Regions from separate parts of the Homo sapiens genome. Here region 1 is linked to region 2. Evidence: chromatin loops called from intact Hi-C (ENCODE). Cell type or tissue: GM12878. All regions are shown on one strand.

Region 1 (8,000 bases), 270 kb before region 2:
TTTAAGAGAGACTAAAAATTATGTTGCCCTTTAGGAGAGACTAAGTCAACAAGAGCAGATTTGTGCTGGCCTAAGGAATCTGTGAAGTCATAACTTTAATAAATTGGGAATAACTGATTTGTTAATACAATTTAAAAGTTATATACAAAAACACTTCCTAAAACTGGGCAAAAACAATCCTTTAAAAAATTGTACTTTCAGTAGCATGGAGAATCAGGTGTAATGGAATAAATATTTGAAGTTAGGACTACTGATTCCAAACCGAAAGCTACTATCTCACTCAATGGTTATGGGATCCTGGGCAAGAAATTTTTCTCTTTTTTTCTGAGACTCACTCTGTACTCTCTAAAATGGAAATAAAAAATATCTACGGGATTACTTTTAGCTCCAATAAGCTTGATGCAAGTGAAATTACTTTAATATTATAAAGTGCTAAGTCTCTGTATGTGGTTTATTTTTCTAATACAATCAAGTTATAACCCAACTGTAATTCCCTTCTCTAGGAGAGACATGTCCTGGCAGACAATTTCAGAAAGCTTTCCCATACCCTCATTCCAGCCAGTCAGCCTATTTGTTCACATACCCTAGTTAAGTTTTGTGCAAACCAGATGTATTGAACATCTCTAGTTTTTGTCTGCCTAGCATGCTTCTCTTCTCAGGCAACAGCCCCTACTCTCTTCAAAGGCCTTCTTCCTCACCAAGCAGGACAATGAAAATGCTATCTCCATAAAGACTCTGCTTCTTCAGTCACAGTGACTTGGCAAATGACCGGCATCTAATCCTAGCTGGACTAATCTCAGTAACTCAATCCTCTGGCCACATTCATCTGGGAGTTGGGCGGTGGGATAGGCATATATGAACCAGAGAGAACAAAGTTCTAGAGCAAGGGGAAAGCCTTTTCCTTTCTCCTGGTAACGAAAAAATGAGCCTAGAAGCGCTGCTAGCATCCATTGGTCTAGCTCCAAGAAGAAAGCAAGCGTGCAATGGCTGAAAATAAAACCTGCATTTAAAAAGAAACACAACTGAGAGACAGAGAGAGAGAGATATAGTTAGTTCCTGGCTTGAAATAACTGAAATGGCTTGACTTTATAAAAGCTTGACTTTACCATAGTTTGGTTTCTTGAGCCAACAACTTTCTTGTTCTTTATTTAAAACTGGGTTTATGTCACATGGGAGCCTAATGAGACTGACTAACACAACAGACTAGAAAAGTCATGAAGCTTGAAATGGGTACAACACCTACCAGCTGACCAGCCTTCAGAAGGACAGCCAATCCTAAGTGGGGAAGCTTTAATAGAAATTATTATTTCACTGGCCGGGCGCGGTGGCTCACGCCTGTAACCTCAGCACTTTGGGAGGCCTAGATGGGTGGATCACAGGGTCAGAAGTTTGAGACCACCCTGGCAAACATAGTGAAACCCCGTCTCTACTAAAAATACAAAAAATTAGCTGGGTGTGGTGGTGGGCGCCTGTAATCCCAACTACTTGGGAGGCTGAGGCAGGAGAATTGCTTGAACCCGGGAGGTAGAGGTTGCAGTGAGCCGAGATCGCACCATTGCGTTCCAGCCTGGGCAACAGTGCGGGACTCTGTCTCAAAAAAAATAAAAATAAAAATAAAAATAAAAATAAAAATATATATATAATTATTTCACTAAAACAATGATTAGATTATTAGTAGATTCTACTAATCTTAACCCTTTCCCTTTGTTATCCCCAAACTACAGAGGGGGAACAGTTGTCACATAAGGTGTTTTATGTGTACTCACAATATTTCTCCCTAAGAAAAATAAGCCTTTGGGATTACAATTCAACTTGATTTTCCCTCCTTGAAAAGTTAAATCTACATATGGCCAGATTAAATATTTAATAGATGATCCCAAATGTATTTGCTTCTGGGACATTTCAACCCTTTTAGTATCTTCACACAGTTACAGTTAGAATAGACTACATTTTTGTGATAGAGAAAAATACAAAATAAGACAGGCTTATCTTGGATCAAAACTGAGATGGTGTATTTACGTATCAGGAGGAACATCCTGTTCTCTTTAAGGTATTCAGTTGATAGGAAAGTCCATGCCGTGGACCTCCAGGACTAATAAGCATCAGTTTTTCTCATTAGCAAAATAAAACAAAGAAAGAAGCCTCCCTTGACCTGTATTCCCCTTTGCTAATATTCCTCTCCTTTCATCACCAGTCAATTTTCTTGAAAGCAAGGGTACAGACTCTGTTTCCCTTCCTCATCTTCCCATCCACTCCCTGTAAACTAACTCCTGCCCCCACCATTCCACTGAAATTACTCTCACTAGATTAATAACCCTTCCTTTGCCCAAACTAATAGACATTCTTAGGTCCTGTTTTTATTTAATCTTGTGGTTTCTTACACTTTGCTCCTCCCGTCCTGTAACTTTCTCCTCTACTGGCTCCCATGGCACCCTGATCTGGTCATTCTCCTGAAGGCTCACTCCTGTCTCACGGTCCTCTGTTAGGCATTGTATTTTTCAGGCCATCTTTCAACTGCTGATGTTCCTTGGAGTTCAGTCCTTGCCTTTCTTATGACTATCGTCTATGTCCCTGGGCAATTTCATCCATTTTAAAACTATCATATTATGTATTTATGATCCTAAATCTTTATCTCTAACGCTGATATATTTCCAGGCCTTCAATCCTTTAATCCCAATGCCCATCTCCACCAGGCCCACCTGGCAAACCTCTATTCAAAACTCTCTTCAGAAATCATCACTTCTTTGAAGGCTTTCCTAACCCAACATAAGAGTTAATCACCCCCTTGTACATAAAATATCTATAACTCTTATGTAATCCTAATGATTTATCCCTCACATGAACAACCTTTCAACTTAGAGGCTCTGGGAAGACAAGAACCATGTCTCAGTCATCTTTATAGTCCTACACTATACTGAGCTTGGCATACACAATCAGTTTTCAAAAAATGAAAGTAAGTTAAATACATAATGCAGGACACAGCAAGAATTTGCAAAAGAAGCTATGCTACTAACCACCTTGGTCTCCCTGCCCCCTCTCCCATTTAATCTTCCTAAAATTTGGCTTTGGTGGGTCAGTTGAGCTTAGCAGTTAAGGTCCTCGACATTTCAGAGCCGAGCATCCTTTCCAACTTTATTTCCAACTACAAGGTTTCTAGTATGCAGTCTACAGACAGACTGTTCATTGCTACCCAAACAAATCTTGTTTTTTTCTTCTCTAAATCTTTGTTAAGCTACCATTTAGGGTTCTTTGGCTGAATGCGACAGAAGTGATTCTGGCTAAACTAATTCAAAAAAGATAATTTGTTAGAATAATGTGGGGTGGCTCATAGGATCAATGGACAAAAATGAGCCACCCAGCTTGGGAAAGACAAGTATGAGGAGTAGCTCAGGATACCAAGGAAATAGGAACTTACAGTCTCTGCTAAAGCAAAGTCTTGAGCGGCTCTAACTATTCTCTTTCCTTGGTTCATTCTGATCAAATTCCTGGCAAAAATTCTATAAATGTCCTTGCTTAGGTAATATGTTCACCTCTTGACCTACAGAGGGCAGGGCAGCCTGTCAGTTCTATCAAGACTGGAATAAGGGGGTTTAAGTAGTTCCTCAATAGGAAATTGAGTAGATAGAATGAAAGCTGCTGGGTGCAACAGATGCCCACTGCATCCATTTATTGCAACCTCTTATAATATAGTCTTTGCTTGTTTCTGTCTGTCCAAACCCCACCTATCCTTCTAGGCGAGGTCCTGAGACATACCTCATTTCCTTTGAATTCCTAGAGTTCTATGCTCGGCTCTAGGGGGTACAACGGTCATTAAAAATTAGGTTCTACAGTTTCCTCTTTTTTTTTTTTTTTTTTTTGAGATGGACTCTCACTTTGTCACCCAGCCTGGAGTGCAGTGGTGCAATCTTGGCTCACGGCAACCTCCACCTCCCAGGTTCAAGTGGTTCTCCTGCTGCAGCCTCCCGAGTAGCTAGGACTACAGGCATGCGCCACCACACACAGCTAATTTTTGTATTATATTAGTAGAATGAGGTTTCACCATGTTGGTCAGGGTCATCTCAAACTCCTGACCTCAAGTGATCCACCTGCCTCGGCCTCCCAAAGTGCTGGGATTACAGGTGTGAGCCACTGCACCTGGCCTGCAGTTTCCTCTTCAGGCTCATTGCCGGCTCCTTGAAGGCAGAGACTACTCTTGACAAATCGTGTCCAAACTCTGTATTTAGCATAGAGAGCTGTACATGGTAGGGGCCACTAAGTGCTTACAGAATAAATGAGTCAGTCTTAGCACGCAGCAACATACTTATTACTCACAGAGAAACTGAGGGGGAAAAACAGCTCATTTTAGTGAGGACTGGGGCAAATCTTCCCATTTGAAATGACAAATTTCCCTTCACGAAAAAAATAATTAAATTGGAATAGAGGTGGAGTTAACACAATTAGATCATTTTCTTTTCATAAAATTCATTTTGTGATGGTGCTGTCAGAAATAATGATGGAACTGAGACATTCTTTGATTGGTCCTTATAGTGTTCCTCATGTTTTTAAGAAGGCAAATCTCAAAAGTGATGATTTAGGGGTAAAGTATGAGGAAGGAAGGAAGGAAGGAAGGAAGGGAGGAAGGGAGGGAGGGGAGAAGGAGGGAAGGAACAAAGGAAGGAGGGAAAGAACAAAGCAAGGTGAGAAGGAGGGCGGGAGGAAGGGAGGGAGCAGAGAAGGAAGGAAGGAAGGAAAGGGAAGTGAAGGGAAGGAACAAAGGAAGGAAAGGAACAAAGGAAGGAGAGAAGGAGGGAGGGAGGGAGGAAGGAAGGAGGGAAGGAGGGAAGGAGGGAAGGAGGGAAGGAGGGAAGAAGGGAAGGGGGAAGGGGGGAAGGGGGAAAGGGGGGAAGGAGGGAAGGAGGGAAGAAGGGAAGAAGGGAAGGGGGAAGGGGGAAGGGGGAAGGGGGGAAGGAGGGAAGGAGGAGCGGAGGGGAGTGGAGGAGGGGAGGGGAGGGGGAGGGGAGGGGAGGAGGGGAGGGGAGGGGAGGGGAGGGGAGGGGAGGAGGGGAGGGGAGGTGAGGGGAGGGGGGAGGGGAGGGGAGGGGGGAGGTGAGGGGAGGAGGGGAGGGGAGGAGGGGAGGAGGGAAGGGGAGGGAACTGAACTAGATGACCTTGGAAATACCTACCAACACGAAGTTTTGGTAACCTGGCAACATTTACATGTAATTCCCAAAAGAGATTCATTCTGCCCACCCCAAATGACATCCCCTTTCAAACAACATGTACCTAGGATTCAGACCTTTGTAACTAAGGGCTATCATTAATGTACATGGTGCTCTGTGTTTAACATTGTTATAGTCAATCCTTAAAACAACCTTTTTGAGGTATTATTACTATCCCTTTCTCAAGCCATTAAATAAGATCAGAGATACTAAATTATTTCCTGAAAGTTCAACAACTAATAAATAGCAGAGTTGGAACTCTAATGGGGTGGGTCTGTTGTCCTGAACTGAGCTCGTAACTGCTATATGTATTATATAAAATATACTATTTAATATATAAACAGTCTCCCACTTTTTTTTTTTTTTTTGGTCTATAAGCTTGATAAGTGCTGATGTACATACACATAAGTCTTAGCATAGTATGTATGATCTTTTCTTTCCTACTCAATACATTTTTAATTAGTTTTCTTTTTCATTTAGAGACAAGATCTCGCTCTGTCACCCAGGCTAGAGTGCAGTGGCATGATCATAGCTCACTGTAACCTCAAACTCCTGGGTTCAAGGTGTCCTCCCATCTCAGCCTCCTGAGTAGCTGGGATGACAGGTGCGTGCCACTATGCCCAGCTAGTTTTAAATTCAATTTTATTTTGTAGAGATGGGGCTTCACTATGTTGCCCAGGCTGATCTTGAGCTCCTGGGCTCAAGTGATCCTCCCATCTTGGCCTCTCATTTCCTACTCAATAGAAGTTCTTAGTGCTGACGTACAAACAAGTCTTTGCATAGTATAATTCTTGATATTTACAGAAGTGCTTAATCAGCACAGAACACCCTCATTAAAGTGTCAAGGCTCACTTGAATTCAGTTACTTGTACCTGTCTTTGTGCAATGTAGATATGTTAAAATAAAACTAGCAGCAGAAATTATGTATGTACTTAGAAATGTAGGGTCAAACCACTAAGAGAGGAACAGATAATTTTTAAATGGGTATATTACTGATGCTACCCTGTGTAACATGGTATAGAATGGTCAGTGTTGAAATAAAGCAATTACAGAATGATCCATCTGATAATGGATTAGAGCTGGAGATACTAGTATGAACTTGTGTTTAACATACTATATATACAAATGATTACATATGCAAATGCTTGTAGATATGTTCATATACATGGCTTAGTATATACATGTGAATTTCCTTGCTTTGTCAGCTGAGAGGTTCCAGAGGCAACAACACCCCGGGAGTAATGTGCACACCTACTGTCCAGATCTTGGTTTCTAATACCCTTCTTTAATTAAAGGAAACAGGATTCCTCAGAGAAAGGGCTGATTCTAGCACTGAAACAGGAAATAGAGAAGATGATCCTGGAGTATCTTATACTATCAGAAAGCAATATAGTCCTTAAAAAAAAGAAAAGAAAAAAGCCAAAATGATGGGGGTATACCAAAAGGACACAGAAGCCAAATTAAAAAAAAGGCTCCCAATGGTCAACGCTAAAACAATTTGAGCAACATGAAAATAAAGTAGTATTGGAATATAACACAAAGGATAAAATAGGTATCTATGAGTCCATACTGATGTAAATGACTGAATAAGTAAATAAATGAATAGATAAATCTCTCTTACATAAAAGAATTACAAATAATTCACGTAATTACTTGGCTTCAAGGAGGTAGAGTGTAACTCTCCACTCCTTAAGTATAGGCTATGCATATATGATTTTCTTCCAAATAGTATGGAAAAGGGAGGGAAACAGTAACTTTACAGTGGAGAAACCTGGCAAACACTACCTCAGCCACGTGATAAAGGTTAACATCAGTAGTGATAAGTCATGTTGACAGTATGTATTCTTGGTATGTGGTGAAAATGATGCTTTACTTCTGTGGTCCTCCTCCCCAAAACCCAGAACTCCAATCTAATCATGAGAAAAACATTGAGCAAATCCCAGTTGAGGGAACCTTCTAGAAAATATCTGACCAGTACTCTTCTAAACTGTAAAGTCATCAGAAACAAGGACAGTTTGAGAAACTGTCATAGCCATGAGGGGCCTAAAAATCCATGAGTACTAAATGTTTTACAGTGTCCCAGATTGGATCCTGGAATAGTTAAAGGACATTAGGTAAAAAGAACAAACAGAACAAAACGAAATCTGAATAAAGTATGACCTTTAGTTAATAATAATGTATCAATATGGGCTCACTAGCTGTAACAAATGTACCATATTAACATGATGTTAATCACAGAGAAAACTGGGCATGGGGTATATGGGATTCTCCGTACTATCTTTGTGATTTTTCTGTAAATTTCAGACTGTTCTAAAATAAAAAGTTTATTTAAAAAAAAAAAACAAAAACAAAAGACTGAAGCCATTACTTAGGTTGACTAAATTGACCAATATATAGACAACATACAGATATATAGATCTATAGATGCATACACACACACAATTGTTTATATGAATGTATATTATTCAAAGATGAATACAACCCCATAAAAGCTTAATTTTTTTTTTTTTTTTTGAGACAGAGTCTCACTGTGTCACTAGGCTGGAGTGCAGTGGCGCAATCTTGGCTCACTGCAACCTCTGACTCCCTGGTTCAAGTAATTCTCCTGCCTCAGCCTCCTGAGTAGCTAGGATTAGAGGCACGTGCCACTACACCCAGCTAATTTTTGTATTTCTAGTAGAGACGGGGTTTCTCCATGTTGGCCAGGATGGTCTCGATTTCCTGAGCTCGTGATCTGCCCGCCTTGGCCTCCCAAAGTGCTGAGATTACAGTGTGAGCCACCGCGCCCGGCCCTAAATGCTT
Region 2 (8,000 bases):
ATTGACCCTTTTATCATTATAAAATGATCCTCTATATTTCTGATAATATTCTTTGTATTGAAATTATATGATATTAATATACCCACCTATATTTCTTTTGATTAGCATTAGTATAGCATACTGTTTTCTAACCTTTTACTTTTACTTGTCTTAATATTTAAAGTGAGTTTTTAAATAGGTGGCATATCATTGGATCTTCATTTTTTTTCCAGTCTGACAATATCTGCCTTTTAATTAGGGTGATTACTTATATGAGCTTAAATCTATCATCTTGCCATGTATTTTCTCTTTATTCTATCTATTCTTTCTTTTCTCCCCCATCATTTACTGCCTTCTTTTGAATTCATTAAACATCTTAAAAATTCGACTTAAGCTTCTTTGTTGATGTGTTAACAATAACTCTTAGTTTTGCTTTCATAGTAGTTGCTTTAGGAGTTAAAGTATACATTTTTAACTTATTACAGTTTACCTTCAAGTATATTATACTGCTTGGTGCGTAAGATAAGAATCTTACAACAGAATACTTCTCCCTTCCTGGACTTTGTGCTGTTGTCATCATACATTTTATTTGTACATGTTATAAACCCCACAAAATATTGTTTTTGTTTGTGCATTAAGCAATCATGTTTTAAAAGAGTTTTAATGGCTGACATGGTGGCTCACTCTTATAATCCCAGCACTTTGGGAGGTCGAGGCAGGCGCATCACTTGAGGTCAGGAGATCGAGACCGGCCTGGGCAATATGGTGAAACCCCAACTCTACTAAACATACAGAAAAAAATTAGCTGGGCGTTGTGGCGGGTGCCTGTAATCCCAGCTACTCGGGAGGCTGAGGCATGAAAATTGCTTGAACCTGTGAGGAGGAGGTTTCAGTGAGCTGAGATCACGCCACTGCACCACTGCACTCCAGCCTGGGTGACAGAGCGAGATTCCATCTCAAAAATAAAATAAAATAAATTAAAATAAAAGGGTTTAAAAAATAAGAAAAATTATTTACCTACGTATTTGTGGTTTCTTAAGCTCTTAATTCCTTTGCATAGATTCAGAATTCCATCTGACAGCATTTTTTTTTTGCCTGAAAGACTTTCTTTAACATTGCTTATAGAACGGTCCTGCTGGTGATGAATTCTTTTGGCAATTCGATGTCAAAATATGTTTTTATTTTATTTTTTTGATATATATAAAAATATATAAAATGTACATACCATATATTAATATAAAAAGAACTCTTGATTGATAGGTTCTTCATTCAGTACTTCAGATGCTGCTCCACCATCTTCTGGTTTGCATTTTTCTGATGTGAAATCTGCTGTCATTCTTATCTTTGTTCCTCTGTACAGTAATGTCTTTTTTTTTCTCTCTGATAGCTTTTAAGATTTTCTCTTTATCAGTGGCTTTAGGCATTTTGATTGTGATGTTTCTTGGTATGGTTTTCTTCATGTTTCTACTGAGTTTGTTGAGCTTTTTGGGTTTATAAGTTTATAGTTTTGGTCAAATTTGGAAAGTTTTCATCAATTATTCTTTCAAATGCTTTTTTCTGTCCTCCCTAATCTATTCTCACCTCATATTTCTCATTTTCTTCAGGGACTACAATTGCATGTATACTAGGCTCACTGATACTCTACTTTTACTTTCAGTATTTTTCTTCCCTTAGTGTTTCATTTTGGATAGTTTCTATCACAATGCTTTCAAGTTTTTTTTTGTTTGTTTGTTTTTGTTTTTGAGACAGAGTCTCGCTCTGTCACCCAAGCTGGAGTGCAGTGGCACAATCTTGGCTCACTGCAAGCTCTGCCTCCTGGGTTCACGCCATTCTCCTGCCTCAGCCTCCCGTCAGGTTTTTTACTGTTTCTTTTTTAGTAATGTCTAACCTATTAATCCTGTGTGTGTGTGTGTGTGTGTGTGTGTGTGTGTGTGTGTGTGTGTCTGTGTGTGTGTGTTAGGGTGTTAAAAATCTTAGATGTGGTTTTATTATCTCCTAGATGTTTGGTTTGTGTCTTTTTTTTTTTTAAAGATTTTTCACATCTCTACTTCCCATGCTCAGTTTATTTTTTCTACTTGTTGAAAACATTGAATACAGTCATAATTACTTTCTTAATGTCCTTGTTCTCTTATTTTATCATCTCTGTCATTTCTGGGATGATTTCAATTGGTTGATTTTTTTTTCTCATTTCCTGCTTCTTTTCGCATGCCTGATAATTCTGTTTGGATTCCAGATGTTGCAAATTTTACCTTGTTAGGTGTTGGTTATTTTTAATTTCCTGTAAATATTCTTGTGCTTTGCTCTGGGACACTTTGTTCTCAAAAACGGTTTAATCCTTTGGTGGCTGGCTTTTAAGATTTCTAAGATAGAATCAGAGTAGCTTTTACATTAGAGCTAATTTTGCCCCACTACTGAAGCAAAACCATTTGAGTTGTGAATTATGAGGTTTTCCAGTCGGGGTGCCAGGATCAGGCACTATTTCTGGTCCTGTATAATCACTGGGTATCTTTCTACTCTGCCTTGTGGGAGCAGAATTAATTTCCTACCCTGTGCAAACTTTAGTAATTGCTCTCTCTTTTCTTCATACATGATTATTTCCTGCCCTTAGGTAGCTTCCTCACACACATGCTCTAATCAGCGGAAGACTGGAGTGAGATCTGTTGTAGATCTCCACAGCTCCTTCTTTCTCTGTGTAGCTTTCTCCTTTCTGATATACAACTCACAGTTCCAGCTGCTTTGGCCTCCCTGCTCTCCCAGTTCTATCTCTTCAACTCAGGGAGTCTGCCTAGCTCTTTTTGGCTGCTCCCTCTAGTTAGTAAATCAAGGCAATCATAGGGCTCACCTCATTTGTTTTCCCTCCTCAAGGACCACTGTCCAGCACAACGTTTAAAAGCCATTGTCTTATAAATGCCTGTTTGTTTTTGTTTTTAGTTGTTTTAGGCAGGAGAGTAAATTCAGTCCTGTTGCTCCATCTTAGCTGGCTAGACTGGATTGCTATAAATTTTAAACTATCTAAATAGTTGCATATATTTAGGGGGTACAAATCGATGTTATGACTTATGAATACAATGTGGAATAACTGAATCAAGCTAATTGACATATCCACCTCAAATACTTCTCAGTTTTCATGGTGAGAACTTTTGAAATGTACTCTTAGCGATTTTGAACTGTATAATACATTATTATTTACTATATTCACCATGCTGTGTAACATATAGTCCGAAGGGGGAAAAAAGCCCTTATTTCTCCTAACTGAGGCTTTTTATACTACAAGCCTTATTTGCTTCTTTTCATATCTCATTTTCCTCCTTAAAGGAAAAGGCACTCAGCCACTTTGGTAGAAATTACACAACATGGCCATTTGCAATCCCTGCCTCTCCCATTCGTAGTAAATCCTACATAGTCTTACAGATCTCATAAAAAGTCAGACCACACACATAACCTGATAGCCCACGCGCACATTCCCAACAGAGCCTGGAAGAGGGACAAGCTCCCGGATAAGCTGAATTTACACAAAGCAGAATGAGGTACCCACACACACTCACACACGCATGGCCTAGGCAGGGTAACCATCTGTCCAGGCGCTCACACACTATCTTTAGCCACACACAGGCACGCACACTCGAGTACACACATTACACCCTCGGATCCGCTCACGCTCCCTGAGGCTCGCAGGCCGGGCCCCGCCCCCGGCGCTGGCTAGCCGGCGGCCCCGCGTCAATGCCACGCGCCGGTTGCGTCATCAGGGTGCGCCACTGCAGCTGGCATTGGCCGGGACTGGAAGTGCGGGCTTCTGCAGCAGCCGAAGCTGGAGCTGCTAGGGTGCGAACTGCCAGGGCAGGTGTGGGCTGCGGGAGGCTACTCGGGCCGGGAGCGCCGGGACAAGTGCATGGAGGTGGTGCGACTCCTGCAAGTTGCTGGGGCAGTCGTGTCCCCTATTCCCTGACACCCGAGCTCCGGTCTTCTCCCTGAGAAATCGGTCGGGCTCGTGCAGGGGTGGGGATCAGGATTCATCTCTCCTGGGGAGACTGCGCTGGGGCATGGGTTCCCCTGGGTTGGAAGGAGTCCTTATGGACTCAGTCCCCTAAGTATCTGCACGCGCGGAGGCGCCGCCAGCCAGCCCGCCTGGGTCCCTAGGGAACATTGAGGCAGTAAGGGGTACTCTGAGAGCAGCCGGTATGCTGGAGATAATTAATGACAGCGTTACCATTGATTGGACTGAGCGCTCACTGTGTGTTACACACTGTGGTAGACCCTTTGTTTATATTATTCCGTCCTCTCAACAATCCAGGAGGTTAAGAGCTATCATTCTGCCCATTTTCCAGATGGGAAAACTAAGGCATAGAAGTTAACCAACTTATGGTAATAAAAAATCACACAGATGGTAAGCAGTGGAAGATTTAAACCTCACAGCTGGTCTTCCAGCCTCTGTCCTTTTCAGATCCTCTAGTCAGCTTCTCTCAGCGCATGCTGCTGGCTGGTGCCTCTGGGATATTGCTTCTTTATTACTCCTTGACCTAGAGCGAACTGTGCGGAGGGAGGAAGTGCAAAACGTGGACCTCCTGTTGGCACAAACGAGCCTCTTTGTCCTCTCCTCATCCTCTCTTCACTTCATTTTCTCAGGCAGCAGCGGCTCCCCTGTTGTATGGACATTCTGCACCCGAAACTGATAGCTGAGTCCTGAAGTTTTATGTTATGAAACAGAAGAACTTTCATCCCAGGTGCATTGGTTTATTCTCTCCCCTAGCCTGTTATGTTAGATTGTACTTATGTTAAATTTTTAAGGACATAGGTGGTTATGCCGAGAATAACAGTGACTGTAGCCAACCCATGTGGGGATTGTAAAGAAATTGGAATATGCCTTCCAAAGGAACACTGTTAATCTAGACATGACCTTTCAGGATTTTAAAGGAATAATTTTAGGCCAGGTGAGAAACAGCCAAAAGCAAAAATAATGTGAGGCTAGAGATTATGTTTGAAAGTTTTTATATTTTGGATTAATATCTATTCTAGGAGTTTACTCTTAGTGAATCTTTTTCCTTAGGGTAGAAAAAAGCTTATCGAAAAGGATGAAAACTTATACATCAGATATTTCAAAATAGTGTGCTTTTCTTTCAGAGCTTTGTAGCTTTGTATTACCTTTGTATTAAAAGTGAAAATGTTCTTTTAGGACATCACAAGAAAATTAAGATCTTAATTTAAGTACGGGAACTTAAGGGGTGCCCTAATTGCCTTAATTAAATAAACATGCCTTCCTTCTGCCAGGAACTATTCAATTAACAAAAATGAAATAAGAATAAGCTCTTATTTTCATTTGCAAATGACTATTCATAGCTATTTTGTTTGGATACAATTCATAGCTATTTTGTTTGGATACTATTTTGTTTGCATACTATGTTTTGTTTGGATACTATTCATAGCTATTTTGTGTGGATACAAAGGATACAATGTTGTATCCTTATATATTCAGGAAGTCTTAGAATACAAATGCTGATTTTTTTTTTTTCTAGTCAGGGAAGCCTAACTGTGTTCATATAAACACATCAAAGTCAGTTTTTACCTTGTGACTCAACATGGTAGAAGTCTGTCAGTTCATGTGATATCCCATTGTGGAGCAAAGTAATGTAGAAATCAGAATTTTGAGTTCTAGTATTTACTCTCTCGATTCCTTGTTAATTTAAATGGTACCTATTTTTTATAGCACATGATTTGGGAATTACACTTTGTGACATGGATGAATCTGCACTGACCCTTGGTACAATAGATGTTTCTTATCTGCCACATTCATCAGAATACAGTGTTGGTCGATGTAAGCACACAAGTGAGGAATGGGTAAGTTTAGGATAAGAGTTAAAAGCACTCAGCCTAAAAATGTTCATTTCAATGATGTTTATGAAGGTGCAAATACTGGCAGCAACATAATATCACATCAAGATTAATAGCTACAGAAACTGGTATGTTTATGAAGCCTAATAAAAAATTTTATGGCATTATATTGGGAAGAAAAAATGGTTAGAAAATTTATGTACACTGATTATGTTAGAAAACAAAATAATCATTTTGCATAGGAAAAAAACCCTAGTAGTAGTTTTGGGTCGGTAAGAAATTTTTTTTTCTTTCTTTCTCTTGGTATGTACTTTCCATGAGTTATACTTGAAAAGCATGAATTTTATAATAGAAGTAAACTTTAAAAAATTAGGAACTTATAGTATGAATTCAATCCAAAAGGCGTACATTTTCTTGGATTGTTTTTCCTATTTCAATATAACATGACGTATTTTAAATATCTTAATTGTCTTTATATAAAAAATGGTGGGGTTTTTTTTTTTGCTTAATTTTGAGAATGTTATATCTGTATAACAGAGATGTGAGCAACTGAGCTCAAAGTTAAGCATTTTTAGAATAGAAGAGCAAGGTTTGACCCTAATTGAATAGTATAGCTATAATTTAAGTTCTGGTCTTTAAGTTCCCTTGATAAGATAAAGGAATGTTATATAAGTTTACCTGTTTTTTATTTAAAGTAAAATTATAAAAACTTGCTCACTATGTAAGGCCTTTATAGTTCTGTAGTGCGACTGTGTGATTTAAAAGGGGGTAAGGTTAATTGTTAGACTAGAGATCCAGGAGTCTGAATTGATTTATCTAGCTGTCAGAAGTCTGTTTGACCTTCTACAATTTAGTTTTTAAATTTTTGAATACTGCCTTCAGTGTGTAGCTATTACTATCCTTGGGTGCTCAGCTTTTGCTTATGTGGTAAGCTTTTATCCAAGTGTTGATCATGGAGGGAGTACTTAAATGAAAATCACCCAGAATATGCCATAAGTTTTTCTTCTGTTCAAAATACTTTAGATTTTGAGATCAAGTAGACAAGTATTCTCTTGCCATTTAGAAACTATATTTTTTTCTTAATATTTGTCAGGGTGAGTGTGGCTTTAGACCCACCATCTTCAGATCTGCAACTTTAAAATGGAAAGAAAGCCTAATGAGTCGGAAAAGGCCATTTGTTGGAAGATGTTGTTACTCCTGCACTCCCCAGAGCTGGGTAAGAACCTTACTGCTTATTGACCCTAATACTCAGCATAAAATATTATTTCCAACTTTGTAGTAGGCAGTCTTATTGGACTAAATTCACTTTCAGAACAGAGACCCATGTTTATGAACCAAATATTTCAAGTAAAGATGTTGACACACTTTTTCTTTCCATTTATTTATTCAGTAAATATTGGTCCCATAATTGATACTAGGTAACATTCTAGTTCTTTTGAGGTTTTAGTAGGATTTTAAGGGGGAGAGTAGATCTTACTTTTGGTTAAGTCTTCAAAGGAGTTAGTGGGAACCTTCATGAACTTTTAGGTGTTGAACTTTAGCACTTAACATTAAAATTCTAGCAAGATAAGAAAGAGATAATGGGACAGAATAAGAAGTTAAAGCTGTGACTTTGCTCTGAGCCTTTGCTAATGGAAGGTGTCTGTTGACTTTGTGATAGTGAAAGATTGTCACTAAAATGTTAGAATGAAGATTTAAGAGAGTGTATATGGGTTTGTTGTTTGTATTTTGGTGAAAAAACACAAGCCATGCAATATCTTTTGCATTACAGTGCAGTCTTTGAGAAGAGCCAAGTGGGTGAGAGGTATATTTTCGGTGGTAGTTGAAGAGAAGGACAAATTAGCACAGGAACAAGAACTTCACGTAGTTGTGTTTGAAGGCAGTAGAATTGCCTTTTAAAAGTCATATCTGGATGTTAAGCTCTCTCTGGGATCCAGTTATTAGGATGAAGAAATTCTGCCGTTTAAGTGCCTGCCATTTATAGAGGTTGCTTGTAACTTGTGTGGCTAGGTAATTGTGCTGTGTGAATTTTCTACTCAAGGTTGGTTTGGCAGAAAGTAGAATTCTGAGTCTGGTATAAAGGGGTTTACTAACATGGGAGAGATTTGTGTGGAACCCAAGCAGTTTATGTTAAATGTTCAGATCTGCTGAAGAATGTCTTGTTATAAATATTGCTTCTTTTAAACCACAACTAC

What was found. Peaks named below come from ENCODE experiments on the same cell type or tissue, not always from the same donor. Only the 100,000 strongest peaks of a DNase experiment are listed, where the experiment ranks them.
Region 1: a loop joins it to region 2, with 2.0 times the contacts of the local background. A loop is called at or near these places in 35 of 110 quality-filtered maps.

What each region holds. Positions count from the first base shown.
Region 1 is chr10:112,452,279-112,460,278 of GRCh38, reverse strand. All of the region lies in intron 1 of VTI1A (vesicle transport through interaction with t-SNAREs 1A), which reads right to left. Among named protein-coding and RNA genes, the nearest start is that of VTI1A, 9.1 kb to the right of the region's middle. In GM12878, a CTCF peak has its summit at 3,539 (motif pointing right); no DNase peak of the experiment used is centred here.
Region 2 is chr10:112,179,494-112,187,493 of GRCh38, reverse strand. GPAM (glycerol-3-phosphate acyltransferase, mitochondrial) reads left to right here and starts at 3,729. Exons shown (of 22, transcript NM_001244949.2): 1 at 3,729-3,801; 2 at 4,603-4,700; 3 at 5,681-5,811; 4 at 6,899-7,021. The coding sequence starts at 5,710. RefSeq lists a silencer at 3,582-3,811. In GM12878, no CTCF peak of the experiment used is centred here; a DNase peak (open chromatin) is centred at 3,693; H3K4me3 peaks cover 2,130 bases; H3K27ac peaks cover 1,383 bases.